Regions from separate parts of the Homo sapiens genome. Here regions 2 and 3 are each linked to region 1. Evidence: chromatin contacts called from ENCODE Hi-C or POLR2A ChIA-PET data. All regions are on one chromosome and are shown on one strand. The core of a region is the stretch at or near the end of the contact, and the rest is flanking DNA. Distances in the headings are between cores, read along the strand shown.

What was found. A loop is a pair of places that touch in the nucleus more often than their neighbours do. ChIA-PET counts read pairs that join two places held with the same protein, here RNA polymerase II (POLR2A). Pooled maps may share reads with other maps.
Region 2: a pooled map shows a loop between it and region 1 (5-fold over the local background). The contact joins the promoter of ANKRD44 here to the promoter of MARS2 in region 1. A Hi-C loop is called at or near these places in 2 of 37 single-sample maps with no recorded cell type and 13 of 50 pooled maps. POLR2A ChIA-PET finds 5 or more read pairs at or near these places in 1 of 52 experiments (Panc1).
Region 3: a map with no recorded cell type shows a loop between it and region 1 (8-fold over the local background). The contact joins the enhancer-like site here to the promoter of MARS2 in region 1. A Hi-C loop is called at or near these places in 15 of 37 single-sample maps with no recorded cell type and 11 of 50 pooled maps. POLR2A ChIA-PET finds 5 or more read pairs at or near these places in 2 of 52 experiments (CD4-positive, alpha-beta T cell and activated CD4-positive, alpha-beta T cell).

Annotation. Positions count from the first base shown.
Region 1 is chr2:197,703,223-197,708,087 of GRCh38, reverse strand. It overlaps MARS2 (methionyl-tRNA synthetase 2, mitochondrial), which reads right to left and starts at 2,719. Exons shown (of 1, transcript NM_138395.4): 1 at 1-2,719. The coding sequence starts at 2,682. The coding sequence ends at 901. RefSeq lists enhancers at 2,316-2,435, 2,476-2,525 and a silencer at 2,666-2,905.
Region 2 is chr2:197,308,617-197,313,481 of GRCh38, reverse strand. ANKRD44 (ankyrin repeat domain 44) reads left to right here and starts at 2,702. Exons shown (of 28, transcript NM_001195144.2): 1 at 2,702-2,904. The coding sequence starts at 2,878. ANKRD44-DT (ANKRD44 divergent transcript) reads right to left here and starts at 2,416. Exons shown (of 4, transcript XR_923750.3): 1 at 784-2,416. RefSeq lists silencers at 2,387-2,466, 2,477-2,796, 2,847-3,226 and enhancers at 3,350-3,851, 4,303-4,362.
Region 3 is chr2:198,003,212-198,008,076 of GRCh38, reverse strand. All of the region lies in intron 1 of PLCL1 (phospholipase C like 1 (inactive)), which reads right to left. Among named protein-coding and RNA genes, the nearest start is that of PLCL1, 200 kb to the right of the region's middle. RefSeq lists an enhancer at 2,560-2,749. Within about 2 kb of position 2,661, at least 2 of the 41 ENCODE cell types and tissues checked have a DNase peak (open chromatin) inside an H3K27ac peak, as active enhancers do.

The sequences.
Region 1 (4,865 bases), core at 1,470-3,969:
AGTTTTATAATTTATTATATAAACAACTTGATACATTTACTTATTCACTTATTAAACATTTAACAGAGTAAATGTCATTTTTCAGTAGTCTGAAAAAGAACGAGGATTCTGATAAGTTTGGGGGGGTTTTTTGCTTTCCATTAAAACAATAGTGGTTGCAAAGCTATCCCTTATTTTAAGAAAAGCAATAAAAATGTAAAGATCTGCAAAATTAGAAAGCAGAAAACTAATTTATTCTAAATATTCCGAATCCTCAATCTTTAGTAAGTAAATGTGTGAGATTAGAGCCATCTACCGGTTGAAGTGTGATGTTACACAACCCAACTGTTGGACTATTAACAAAGCAGGGAGACTTAGTTGTAGGAATTTAAATGGGGATACACATGGGCAAAAATCATCTGGTCTAGGACACTGGTTCAAGGGTTTAATAAAATACTCTCTTTTTATCAGGAAACCCAACATGTGTAACAAAGTAGGATCCCCCTGTAAAACCACCAGTAAGGGGCCTCCAACCCTGACCCTCAAAGAAAGGAGTCACTAATTAGCCTGAGAAGCAGAGGCCAGGCCAATGAAAAACCAGCCACGAGAGGTAGTTTGGGCAAATAACTGTGGTTTGGAAGGAGGCACAAAGAAGGAACAGCATTAGCAACACTGTCTCTTACCCATCTTTCCCCTGAAGACATCTTAGACACACAATGCACAAAGGACAGTGATCAATGGTCACAGAGAAATGAATAGGAGCAGGCACCTGAAAGGCTACAAACCTCTTTTCACAGGGACACAGCTTATGTGCTCATTTGATTCCACACTTAAGAAAATACTAGTATAACTTTCCTGAAAATAAAAAATAAAAAGATAACACATTTGCTTTTTTACCACAAGCCGGTAAGAACTGAGTTTCTAGGTCCGGTGGGCTTTCACCAGCCAAGTCCTGGACTGGTCTAGTCTTGGAAACAAAAGCCCAGTTTCAGGTCCCAGCCTCCTCCCTTCAAAAGGGCATGGATGTCCATAGAATCGAGGCAAGAAATAGAGCTCTCCAAGACTCCTCTCTGAGGCAGAGACCCCCAGCCTAGACAGCAGCTTGTCAGCTAGGCTTGGGGTGACAGGCTGCAGCAAAGTCCCAAAGACTCGCAAACATTCCAAGGCCACATGAAGCACAGTACCCAGCCAGGGAGCATCCACTGGGCTCTCCCAGTTCAGCTTCCATGGTGCATGCCTTTGGACAAAACCATTAGTTTGCCGGACACAGCTGGACACGGCCTCCAGAGCCTTATATATCCGAAAGTTATCATAGTGGTCTGCTACCTGCTTTGGCAAAGTGGCCACTGCGCTCACCAGAGCATAATCCTCTGCCTGAGCACGAACTGACGGCCCCACCAACCCTGGCTCACTAGGGAAGCAGGTAGTGCAGAAGGCTGGGTAGGTCTCAGAAGGATTTATTCTTTTGGCAGTGCATCGGTTCAAGAGACCTCCCAAGGCATCTGCCAGCTCGGAGTTCAGCAACTTAACCACCTTTTCATCATAGTAGTCACAGTCCCAGTTGGGGACGCCCTGCCGAAGGAGAAAGTAGCGGAAGCCATCCACGGTATAGCGGTTAAGGCAAGTCCTAGGATCCACCACGTTGCCCAAGCTCTTGGACATCTTTTGGCCACAGACTGTCCAGTGGGAATGGACACAGATGCGCTGTGGCGGGCTCATGCCGGCCCCTAACAGGAAGGCAGGCCAATAGATGGCATGGAATTTGAGAATGTCCTTACCTATGATATGAGAGGTGGCCGGCCACCAAGATTTGAACTCAGCATTTGGGTAGCCAATTACAGTGAGGTAGTTGACCAGGGCATCCAGCCATACATAGATGGTCTGCGAATCATCCCCGGGCACCGGAATGCCCCAGTGCAAGTGGCTACTTCTGCGAGACACGGACAGGTCGGGCAGCTCCTCGTCCAGCCACTGAAGAACTACGTGATGAAATGGTTCGGGGGTGATCGCCTGAGGGTTGCCCCGCAGCCACCGCTGGAGTGGCTTCCGGAACTGGGAAAGCCTGAAAATGTAGTTTTCTTCCTTGGTCCAGGAGACTGGATGCCCGCTCTCGAGAGATACAGGAAACGAATCCCCCGATGGGCCCGGCTGCTGGGTGACCTTGGCCTCAGGCAGGAAGCACTCGTCGGAAGCGCAATACCAACCTTCATAGACGCCCTTGTAGAGCAGACCGCGGGACTTAAGCACCCCCCAGAAGTGCTGCACAGCCACCCGGTGCCGGGCCTCCGTGGTGCGGATGAAATCTGTGCAGGAGATACCGGCCTCCTGGAAAAGCTGCTGGAACTGCTCAGAGACTCGGTCGCACAGCTCGGTCGGGGCCAGGCCCGCGGTAGCTGCTGCCTGCTGAATCTTCAGCCCGTGCTCGTCGGTACCAGTGGAGAATCGCGTGGCGGCCGTGCTGGGACCTCGGAGGCGACGGTGGCGGCATAGGGCGTCCGCCAGTAGTGCCGAGTACAGGTGCCCGATGTGCGGCGCCGCGTTCACGTAGAAAATGGGTGTAGTGAAGTAGGCGCGCACATCACAAGCATCATCGCCGGCACTGAGGGAGCCCGAACTGTAGTAGCGTGGGCCGAAGTCCTCCAGGAGAGACAGCCTACTAGCCCCCGTGCGTCCTAGCAGGCGGAGGACGGACGTTCGCAGCATGGTGCAGACCGGCCGCAAGCGGAGGAGGCGGCGTTCTGACAGCACGTGTGAGAGGCGCATGCGCAGCCGGGTCGCGCCGCAGCTTCCGGCCGGAAAGCCAATGAAACGCGGCCCCGAGCGCCGGCCCTCACCGCCCTCCCCGCCCGGCCCCGCCCCGCCCGCGCCTGCGCCGTCCGCACGCCGAAAGCCGCGGCGCCAGAGGCCGCCAATGGACGGCGGCTTGCCAGAAAAACAGCTCAGAGTTGCCGGGTTTAGGAGAGGCTATGAAAGAAGACGAACCTCTTTGCCTTCGTATAACATACTGTGTTTCCTGCTTTGGATTGTAATTTTATATTTATGAATCTGTTTCCCCCTCTAGGCTGAGCTGCTTGTAGGCAAGAGTTTTATATTCAGCCGTTTGTCTAAACCCCGTCCGTGGCTGGCATACTGCAAGACAGAGTATTGCTCTGCACATGCCCTGTCGATATCTAAAATGTCACCTAAATTTTATCTCAGAGCCTAAATCAATCTGTAAGGGAGGGAGAGAGAAAAAAGATGAAAAATCATTACCTACAGCATTTTGAGAGAAGGATAAGAACTGAGAATGGAAGAGAAGTCTTTAAACAGTTTTTGTTGAATCAACAAAAGTAGATTTGTGATCTGCCAAGTTCTTGCCAAAGTTTATTGAGATCCAGGAAAGTAGAGTGCAATATGCTGTCACTGTGCATATAAAGAATAATTTTCAAATTTATTTCTCAAAAAGTTAATTTTTTTAATGGTCTTGAAGTTCTTTTAAAATAGTGTTTCTCAAGTTTGCTTTTAGTAATGGAACCTTAGAATTTTTTTTAGGGGAGGAAACCTCAGGAGCCCAGAATTGAATTAATGTTAATCCCTAGTTCATAACACACTCTCATCTTTGATCTTTTTTTTTTAATTTAATTTAAGTAGCATATACATTTAATAATAAAATGGAGCAGCTATGAACCTACAACCCAATCTAAGAACTACAAGTGGTTTCAGAGTGTGGTCCCCAGAGCAGCAGAACTGGCAGCACCTGGAACTTCGTTCGATATGTATATTCTTAGGCCCCATCCCCCACATACTGAACCAGAAAACTCTGAGGGTAGGGCCCAGTAATTTAGATTTTAAGGTGATTCTGATGCACATTAAAGTTTGAGAAACACTGAACTAGAAAATTACCAGTGATTTAGATCTGTGTGCTCCTTTTCTTCTCGTACTGTCCTCCCTGAGGTAGTCATTGTCCTGAATTTTGTTCTTGCACATTTGTGTGATCACATACAAAGTATGTCTAAGTAACATTGTTTAATTTTGCTTGCATTTAAATATTCTAAAAAGGATATAATACTACATGTAGTCTTCAACTTGCCTTTTTATTCAACATTTTGTTGCTATATTAATCCATGTTGTTGCATGTAACTGCATTCATATGTTCTTAATACATGTTGCATGTAATTCATTCATTTTGACTGCTGTATAATAACCTTTGACTGAACACATATGGTAACTTGGATCTGATTTCTCTAGTGATATGATGAAAGGTGGACCAATCGAATTCTGTATAAGAGATATAAAAAATAACTTTGGATACTCAGTTGATGTGCTCTTATTTAATCCAGCAGTTTAAGAATGACCTACAACCATCTGGTCTTCAACAAAGTTGATAAAAACAAGCAATGGGCAAAAGACTCCCTATTCAATAAATGGTGCTTGGATAACTAGCTAGCCATATACAGATGAAACAGGACCCCCTTCCTATACCATATACAAAACTCAACTCAAAATGGATTAAAGACTTAAATGTAAAACCTAAAACTAAAAACCTTAGAAGGTAACCTGGGAAATACCATTCTGGACATAGGACCTGACAAAGATTTCATCATGAGGATGCCAAAAGCAATTGCAACAAAAACAAAAATTGACAAATGGGACCTAATTAAAGAGTTTCCGCACCACAAAATAAACTATCAACAGAGTAAGCAGACAATCTACAGAATGGGAGAAAATATTTTCAAACTATGAATCCAAGAAAGGTCTAATATCCAGAATCTATAAGGAATTTTAAAAATCAATAAGCAAAAAACCTCATTAAAAAGGCAAAGGACATAAACAGACACTTCTCAAAAGAAGATAGACATGCGGCCAACAAGCATATAAAAAATGCTTAACATCACTCGTCATTACAG
Region 2 (4,865 bases), core at 1,453-3,952, 390 kb after region 1:
GAGACGGGGTTTCACCATGTTAGCCAGGCTGGTCTGGAACTCCTGACCTCAGGTGATCCACCTGCTTCAGCCTCCCAAAGTGCTGGGATTATAGGCATAAGCCATGGTGCCTGGCCTGTATTTTTCAATGCTTCAGTATAAAGATCATCATCTGGCTCTCCAGGAATATGTAGGGGTTGGCTGTACAGATTATACATGATAAAATTATTCCAACATTCCCATCTCCACAAATCTTTGGATTTCTTTCTCTACATTATACCAGGGGCATTCTGGCTTCTCAAGCTCACCGAATATAGTCAACTGCTGAGTCTGAGTCTCATTTAATGAAGTAAACAAAGTGTTTGAATCACTGTCAAAGTACTGGCTAACACATTAAAAGCAGACCTTCTGATAAGTGTAGTCTTATCAATAAATTTTGCCAAATCTTCTGCTCCCTATTTTATTTGGAACTTGGCCACGAGTTGTTCAACCTTTCACAAAGTCAGGTCACCTATGACAACACCAATCTTGATATTTGAATTCCTAACACTATATGTTCACATCTGTCTGCATTTGTAATTCTCTCATTCACAAAGCCTCTCCATATAGGTGGAAGCATCTTACTGCTTTGTTTTGTCAGAAGACAAAGAGAGTTGTGTTTTACCACTTACCTACTGAAATACATATTCATTATAAATTACTCTCCTTTAATTTTTCCTTTATTGTACAATTAGGACAATATATTGTTGCTGGTTTTTTTTTTTTTGAAATTTGTATTGGTAGGTAATATTATCCACAAATTACCTTTCAGGATAGTAAGGGGAGTGTTAAAGATACTAGTTACAAAAAGAGGATGATGGTCTGATTGGGTGGAGAACTGCTGCCTCCTCACTTTGGCCCCAGGAACTTAGGTGCAGGCATGTCCGCGATGAATCAAATTGGATCTTGAGTGAATCTTCCAAATTAAGTCATTTGTTATCACTCTTCTGAAAGATGGCTCTATTTAAGTAGAGAATGCAGGGTCCTATTCAGTTTACTTACAAAGCCATGCAGGGTGTTCAGTAAATAGACATACCAATAACAGCAGTGAAGAACTGACTCATAGATGCAACATAAACAATCTGTTGTATGTCTGAGAAAGGCCTTAGAATTTTTTGTTTGTTTGTTTCCATGCAACATTGATAACAGAGGAGTGGAAGCCAGGAACAAAGTTCCTTGGTTCTTCTTGTCTGCATGATCTGAATTATAATCTATAAGACTAATAAAGGTAAATTTGAGATTTAGCTGCTTCGACAACCAGAGTGGCTGGATGGTAAATGTGAGGATATTAATGCTCCTTTCTCTCCTGTCTCATGTGGAATCTTTGGGGGAGGTTCTAAGAGTAGGGAGGAAGAATGGACATTTGGTTTGTGAATATACAGTAGAGGCAGATGTTTGGTCTTGACCAAAGAATTCTGTAGCTCTAGTTTGCTCTTCAAAGCTGTTCAATGCTGCCCTACAGGTTTGCTCTATGGCCTGCCAGGGGCACATGGGGCTGCCTGGGAGCACTTCCTCTCCACTTGCTTACTTAATTCTCCCTTCTCCAGATCTCAACTCCTGTCACTTTCTCAGGGAAGCCTGCCCTCACCCACCAGTCTGGTCTGATTCCTTTGTTGTGGGTTCACTTCAGAAGCATGTTTTCCCTTGAGATCCCTTATCTCAGTTTGTAATTACATTCATTAGCAGAGACTATGCGGTTTATGTTGGCATCTTCTGAGAGCAGGTTATCTTATTTATGCTCTCCGTTTATTCCCGTGCCTAGCCAGTGCCTGACAAGGTAGGGACTCAGTACATAGCTGTTCAATGAATAAGTGTTTGCTCCAAATTCCAGAACTATCAACAGCTACTATGCTTACGAATATGCCCGTTGTATCTGTAGCCCATGGTGTTTGACAGCTGTCTTCTATTTGTTGAAGAGCTTGGTAACTTGGGATTTTGTAGAGATCAGTAAGGACTGGTGGGAACACCCAAAAGACCCATCAACTCGGTGATTTAGGACTGCTTTGCTTCTCCAGGAACTCCACTCCACCCCCACCAGCAAAAACCAAACCCAGGGTGTTTGAATTTAACAATAGTATGTGTGTGTGCATATGTGTGTGTGTGTTTAGCTGGAAAGTGGCTGGAGAACAAGGTGGAAGGGCCAGAGCTTCTGTTCCCTCCACCCATAAATGTTTGGCAAACACCCTGTAAAGAATCACAATGTGTCCGCTGCCTCCTGGCATTAAACAAAGGGAGCATCATAATTGCGGTCCCTGGGATCTTCGGGGCGCTGCCACCACCTGATTCTGGGTTAGGGGAAGGGGGCGTAACCCCATCTCCCCGGTTAAAGTGGACGGCATGTGAGTGAGAGCCTTTCCTGCCCCCTCGGGGTGTGTCCCCGCGGGCTTCCCCACCCATATGTGTGAGACCCGTCAGGGAGGCCCGCGATCCGCCCAGGGCCCGGGGCCGGCCCGGCCGGGCGCCGCGTGCAGGTGCGGAAGGCAGGCGGCGGCCCGGTGCGGGCGCGGGGGCAGCGCCGGGGGCCGGGCTGCGCGGCTCGGCTGCGGGCGGCAGGAGGCAGCGTCGGCCCAGGCGGCGGGCGGCGAGCGAGCCAGCGCGCGGTGATGTCAGTGGCGGCCCGGCTGGCAGCAGCCGGTACTTCCTGTGGAAAGGCGGGCGGGCTCGGCTGCAAACCCCACTAGCCAGTGTCAGCCTCTCGGCGGGAGGAGGCGGCGGCGGAGGAGGAGCAGGGGGAGGGCTGTCAAATTCGGGAGCCAGATTTTTTCCCTTCTCCTGGCAATCCCTTCCGCTTCCCCGGCTCCCGGCGTGACATCTGCGGGCCGGGGACCTGCATGTGTGTGCGCGCGAAGGAGCGGAAGAATGGCAGTGCTCAAACTCACCGACCAGGTAGCGGGCGGCGGCGCCGGCGGGCGGGACGCGCGGGCGCGGGGCGGCGCGGAGCCCGGCGGGGGGATGGGGGCGCGGCTGGAGCGCGCCCGCGAGCTGTTTACTCGCGGCGAAGGGGAGGACTGTGTGCGGCCGCCGGTGCCTCCGAGAGCCCGCGGCGGCAGCTCCCCTCCGCCGCGCCGTCCCCGCCCTGGGCCGTCGGAACTGCGCGCCCGAGTCTGGGGCAGGGCCCGTGGGCGCTGGGCAGCCGGCGTGCGGGAGTGCGGCGGCCGCGGGCCCGGCGGGGCTGGGGAGGGGGCCGGGGGCTCGAGGTGCTCTCGGGACTCGCACCGCGCCGCGTTGCGTGGGCGCCGCCGGCCCGGGCCCCGGGGAGGAGGACGCTGCACGAAGAGGGAGAAAGGATCGCAGACTGGGACCCCTCCCCAAACCTAGCAGGAGTCCTGCCCAGAATGCGGCTCTTGTGTGGCCGGGCTGTCTTTATTTATCCGTTGGATGTGACATCCGACTTCCTCTTTAGTTGCGCCAGGCTGTGTGCGTGGTGCGGGATGGGGACCCCTGGAGACCGCCCTTTCGGATCGGGCCGGTCCCTCTGAGGAGGAGGTGAAGTCGGCTCGGAGCCTCCACTCACAGGCGGTGGGCTACGGTCTGCCTGTGTCTACCAGCTTTGTTGGCTTTCCTTGCTGAGACACCACACAGGGCAGCTCTGGAGTCCTGGCTTGGAGAGGTGGGGTTATTTGCTGAATCGGATTGACAGTCCTCGCCGCAGGTCTGTGGAATGGTAACAGCCACCTTCGCGGACTCTGCTGCTCTTACATTGACACTAACAGGCACCAAACCAAGTTGCATGACAAAACTCTTTGCAGCTCTTTCCACGAAAAAAGGAAACGGCTTGCTACCCCCACCCCCGTTTATTCGTGGGTAGTGAAAGGAACTTTGTTTTGGGGTCCTGGTAGGCAGAGAGGCAATCTTGACTTTGACTACAGGGTCAGACTTGCCAGCCCTTGGTATTAAATACCTCAAACTTGTCCATGGGTTGCATCTGCTGCCTTGCGTTCTCCAGTTAGTATCCAGCCAGAACATCTTGCAACTGAAGTGCAGTCCGTCACCACAATGATTTGCAATGATTTGTTCTCCTGCCTTTTAGATTCAATTTTTTTAGCTTGTTTTTCCTAAATATTTACAGGTGTTTGGCGGGGTTGGTGATGGGGAAATCACTGAGTTAAAATTCATGTTATTGTTAAATTTAGTAAGAAGAGCAGCTGGTACTTGTGATGAATGTATTTGTTCTCATTGGTTCCAGAGCATTTAAAAGTGTAAGTTGATATCAGGATTTCCTTCACCTTTTGGTCACATACTTTGCCAACTGTTAGACATTTGCGTATTTTAAATCCTACAGTTTTAGCGTGTCTTGGGCCTGTCATCTTTGCTAGTACACGTTGCTGTACTTGTCTGTTAATCCCTAGATCTTCAAAGTACAAAGAATGGTTCTAATAGGTATTGTTATCACATATAAGAAAGAACATCACATAGAAGTTTAGAGTTGTAAGGACTCTAAGGATGATCTAGCCCAAACCCTTCATTTTCTAAATGACAAAACAGATCTGGAGAAGTGAAGCAAGTCTTCCTCAAAGAATGCCAGCTATAGGCCTGCAGGACTGGGACTAGCTCTTGTCTTCTGCCTTCCAGGTGCTTGTACTTTCTGCTACAGTTGGTATAGGATAGCTCCATCATCTCATTGGATGTGTTGTAAGGGTTACAAGAAAACATCTCTTCCTAGATCAAGATCAACCCTAGTGAGAAGTGTATTACTTGGTCTTACAAAGAGAGGAAGTTATTCTTCAGGGCTTATCAGAGCAGGAATTTCAAAGATGTTGCCTTTTAAGATGTTTCCAAGTATATTTCCTTCCTTCCCCCAATAAACTAGTATGAGTATGGAGAGAAAGGAAGAGTCACACAACGTT
Region 3 (4,865 bases), core at 1,412-3,911, 300 kb before region 1:
GATCACTAACATATCTCTAACAATCTCAACGTGGAATAGGGAGTAGTAAAAGTAAACAATGAAATAATGATCATGTTATGTTACTGGAGTCCCTTTTTGCCTTGGCTGCTGGGAGGCTTAGAAATAATTATTAGTACTCGCTTTCAATGAATGTATTAGCCTAGGTTTGGGTGGCATATTTATTTCCCTCTCCCTGTAAAAGCATTCAAATTATTATCTAATTGCATATATCTTTCCTTATAAACATTATATCTTTTATGGAGACAGTCAGGGTGTAAATTATAGATAAATTGAGAAATATCAATGGTTGTGGAGCAAGAGAGCTGGAATCTGAACAAATGCTTAATGAAACACAGACCTGACTATATCCAAGTCCTAAAATGCATGTTTTTTGAAGAGGGTTTATGATGAAGTTGATGTAACTGACCCATAAAAGAGAGGGTTAACATTCTACTAATACAATGACATCCTTTACTTTGAGAAATAGTGATATTTAACTAACATCATTTCTTTACACTGTTTCACTGAAACTTCACATCAGTGGGCTCCCTTGTGCCTGTAATATTGTAAATTAGCTATTTTTTAATATATGTACTGAATTACACACATATGTCTTCATGGTCCCTGTTGAGACTGATAATTCCAGCTATTCTGTATGAGTTTGTGATAGCCAAAACAACCATAAAATATAACTAAACAGCCAGTAGGTTATCAGAAGTGAATAAAAACAAACAAGAGGGGGGTGGGGTGGTTAAAACACATTTTGACTCAATTTTTAGTTGCCAATTTCTAGATTTCCAATGAGTTTTATTTTTTATCATGTGTAGTGAGCTCAATGCTGATCCCCAAAGATACTCATTTCCTGGAAAAGCAGATCATTGTGCATATTATAGCTTCTTCTATGTGTCATGATCTGATCCTATTTTTTAATTAAAATACCACATCATCAATATTGAGGAACATTTTTAAATCCAGCCATCCAAAGCAACAGTTGTTTTCATTCACAACTTCTAATCCTTATTTTCATGAATCTGTTTCTGTAATCTAAAGATTACCTTCTAATCTTATCTTCATGAATCTGTTTCTATTTCATGGTATCTACACACAACAAGCTGCTCACTTGGTATTGCAGAGATATAGGGGTGACTATCGCTCACCTAAAGAACCTTCCTAGGAAAATGAAAGCAGGTGCCTTTAGAAACTGGTAAAAGGTTTTGGGCACAGCTCAGTTTCTAGAAGGCAGATCAACAATCATTCCACAGGGTCCTTTGCAGCAAAGGCAGCTTTCTGTTGCTCCAAAGGGCACTAAAGTAAGAAAAATGCTCTAGTCTCATTCTTGAAATATTAACACTACAGAGACAGAAGCCCAGAGCACAAAGACAGAATCTTGGCTATATATCAGCAGCCTCTCCAGGAAGAGAATCCTTCATCACATTATGTACACCCACCAAAGGTTCCAGACTATTGGGAAAATTTAGATTCTAAAAATATATGTGGCAAAAATAAACTGCGAATAAACATAAATATAAACATTATACATGCAATGACTAAAAACATGGGGGAAATGAGGCAACACGCCTCCAGAGTTCTTAAGAGGAAAATTCCACTCTGGTAGGGCATTTGGGACATATATATATACTCCAAAAGTTATACTTCCTTTACCTGAAATTCAAATTTATCTTGATGCCTTGTATTTCCATTTACCAAATCTAGCAACCCTACCCTATTGTACCAAAAATTAATTTAGCCTTAGGTATGCAAGCACACATGCCCACACACATACACATTAAATGGGATGAAAGGAGCTGCCCATCTTCAGAAAATTAATGCCATTATCACTCAACAATAATGATAACTTACTTCTGCATCAAAACATCACAAACTTCATTTTCTCATGTTTTATGTCAACAGACTTCTCACCCTGTCTTTTAACAACTCCAGTCCTTTTATGTTGTTTCCCTAGAAGGGAAGAAACTGGTGAACTGTCCCTCTTTTCTCTTAGCTTAAAATATCCTTTTCTAGATACCTAGGAATCATCTCTGAATATATTAAGCCTCCTTCAGCTGCTGGCCTAAGTGCCTTAATCAGCATTCCTATTTCAACAAGGATTTATTAAGCAGTTATTATATTCACACATTAACTGTGTTATCAAGATGTGGATGTCCCCATTTTTTTAATTAGAAAAGGAAAAGTCTGAGTGGAAGAAATGTGCACTGTTTGCTCAGCTAAAAAGAAGTCCTCAGTCCCCTTGCATCTTTCAGCACCGCCTTTTGTGATATCGGCTGTCCACGGCCTCCCTGCCCCTGTCACCAGCCTTGCCTCTCCACCTCAGGCGAGTTGCCTGCAACCCTTTGCCTCTGCCCAGTTAACCAGTCTCAGCCTTCCCTGACCACCGCCCACACCTGTTACACATTCACAGTGCCGCATACTTTTTTATTGCAGTCTGCCCGTCAACACTGAGGTGAGTCTTTAATGAATGTCTGCCTTCCCCTCAAGACTATAATATCCTTGTGAACAGGACTGCAGGACCTAACACAGGGTCTAACATAGGGTAGGCAGTCAGTAAATATAATGCAATGAAGAAACTGAAGTGTGAAAGAAAGACTTCTTGAACACTAGCCTGGAGGGACTTTCCAGGCACGATGTGCAGTTTCCATTTCAAGGCCTCAAAGAGAACTTTCCTTTGCCATCAACAGAGTGAGCATGATCTGTGAATGGATGGCTGGAGATCATATTAACCCTGGTACAAGAAGGGCATTTTCACCTTTGAAATCTGCTGGTGAATTTGCCATAATTTCACATCTTTTTTACTCATTGCCTATGCAGGGAGATAAAGCGTATATCTCACTGCCCCTATCACTTAGCACTCGGAAAATCTTGAAGTGAAGTTCTAAGTTAACACACATAAAGAAGGAGAAATAAAGGAGGGTGGAAGTGAGGGAGCGAGGGTGGAAGGAAGGAAAGTTTAAAAAGAAAATCCTTTAAAAACTCACCTCCCTACCCTGCCTTGTCTGAATATTTTATTTTCACTAAGCTATCTTAGGAACCGAAAGCTAGAAAATGACTATTTCTAGATGTGTTAATGGCCTCATGATTTCCTTTCATGTTCTGCAGCAGCAGCTAAATTAGCAGTAAGCACTTTTATGTTCATTGGCTAAGTTGGACCTTTTTAAGAACCTAAAATTGAAAACAGAACTTAAATTTCAAATAGTCTGACATGGCAAGTCTATTTTCATTCAAAATACTTCTTATACAAAAAGATGCAGGAGGCGTTTATCCTGACCAAAAATGCTATAATTTCATATTTTTTGGCATATGAGACTGAAATATGTTTAGATACTTAGGTTTTCAATGTTGGAATATTTTTCTTAAGTCTATTCTTTCCAGTATTTAAGATTTATTAACAAAAATGTGTAACAGTACTCATCTAATTCTTAGATTTATTATTTAAATATGACCACCCTAGACTTTATAAACAATACTGACTACTAAATCTTTGTATTTCTTTCAAGAGCCACAAAGTTTTTTTTAACCAAATACATCACGAACTTGACTTGGACACACATTCTACAGATAAGTTAGCCAGAGCCTCTTTAGAATTAATGTTGGAAGTAAGCCTAAGTCATATCAGTAGGACACAGTCAATGCAATAAAGATATTCATTCAAAGAGTACCCCCAAATGACAAATTCATTCAGAATGTTTTAATCAGTTAAATGTTCCCTGGCATTGGCACATGCAAGTGATCCATCAAGGAACTGAATGACTAATCCACTAAACTTCCCTGTAACTCTTCTCAATCTTTCCTGAAAGCAAAAAGAAGAGTAATTTAAATGAACCAAGTGTTTAAGATCTATTGAGTTTCCACAAAAGGCTAGCTACTGAGCAGAACATTTGTAGAAATTGGCCCAGCTTCCAGACTTGCTTTTAAAAAAAAAAGCTAAATATATTACATTGAATCCTTAAATAATGTTTAAAGTTTAATTTAATATATAGGAATATAGCAGTGAAATGACAGTTTACTTTCAGTTTTTAATTACCCTATAAGTTGAATAACTTATTCAAATAAGAATTTCTGGTCCTATGCATGCATTGAATAATATTAATCACTTCACTTTGAGGCATAAATTAAGCCACAGACTTGGTCAAGTTCCTTCTAATGGATTCTCTAATTAGGATATTCAGTTTTGTGGTGGAAAGAGGTCTTGAGGAATAACCTCAATCCATCAACCTTTTTCAACCACAACACTTTGTAATAGTTCCACCTCCAGCTCAGAAGTTTTATGAAAATATTTGTATAGGTCTGTATAGAGAATGTACAGTGAGAAGTTATTTGCATAGACCATATATTCTTCTGCGTAGGCCATATATTCTTCTGCAAACCACTTTAATGATGACAGAGTGAGCATTAGCTAAAAATATTAAGCATAGGTTGAGCCAAAAAAAAGTATCTGAGAAGAAATTATCTGAAATACTAGAAGTTAGACGAGGTGAAATACATAGTTCTTCTGTCTTAAGTAGAAGGTCTAAAAGCTAGAAGCAAGAGTTCAAGTTTCTGGCTATCACTTCCTAAACTACAACTAAAGTCAACGAACCAATACAAGAGTCCAGCACATAATTCCAAGATGTGACAGGTCCAAGGATGGTTTTCATGCCTGGGTTCCATAAGGAGCATCTCTATTATTCACTAATATGCTCATAAGTGCAGAACTGTTTAGATCTGTCTTCCCTGCTCCCTATAGCTAATTCCTTCCTTGCCTAGCACTAGTTCAACCAATAAAGACTAAGTTAGCACAAAATGGCAAGAAGTGCCCCTTGTTTTTTAAGATATTAAAAAAAATTGTAAAGTAGTCTTAGTAGAAGTTT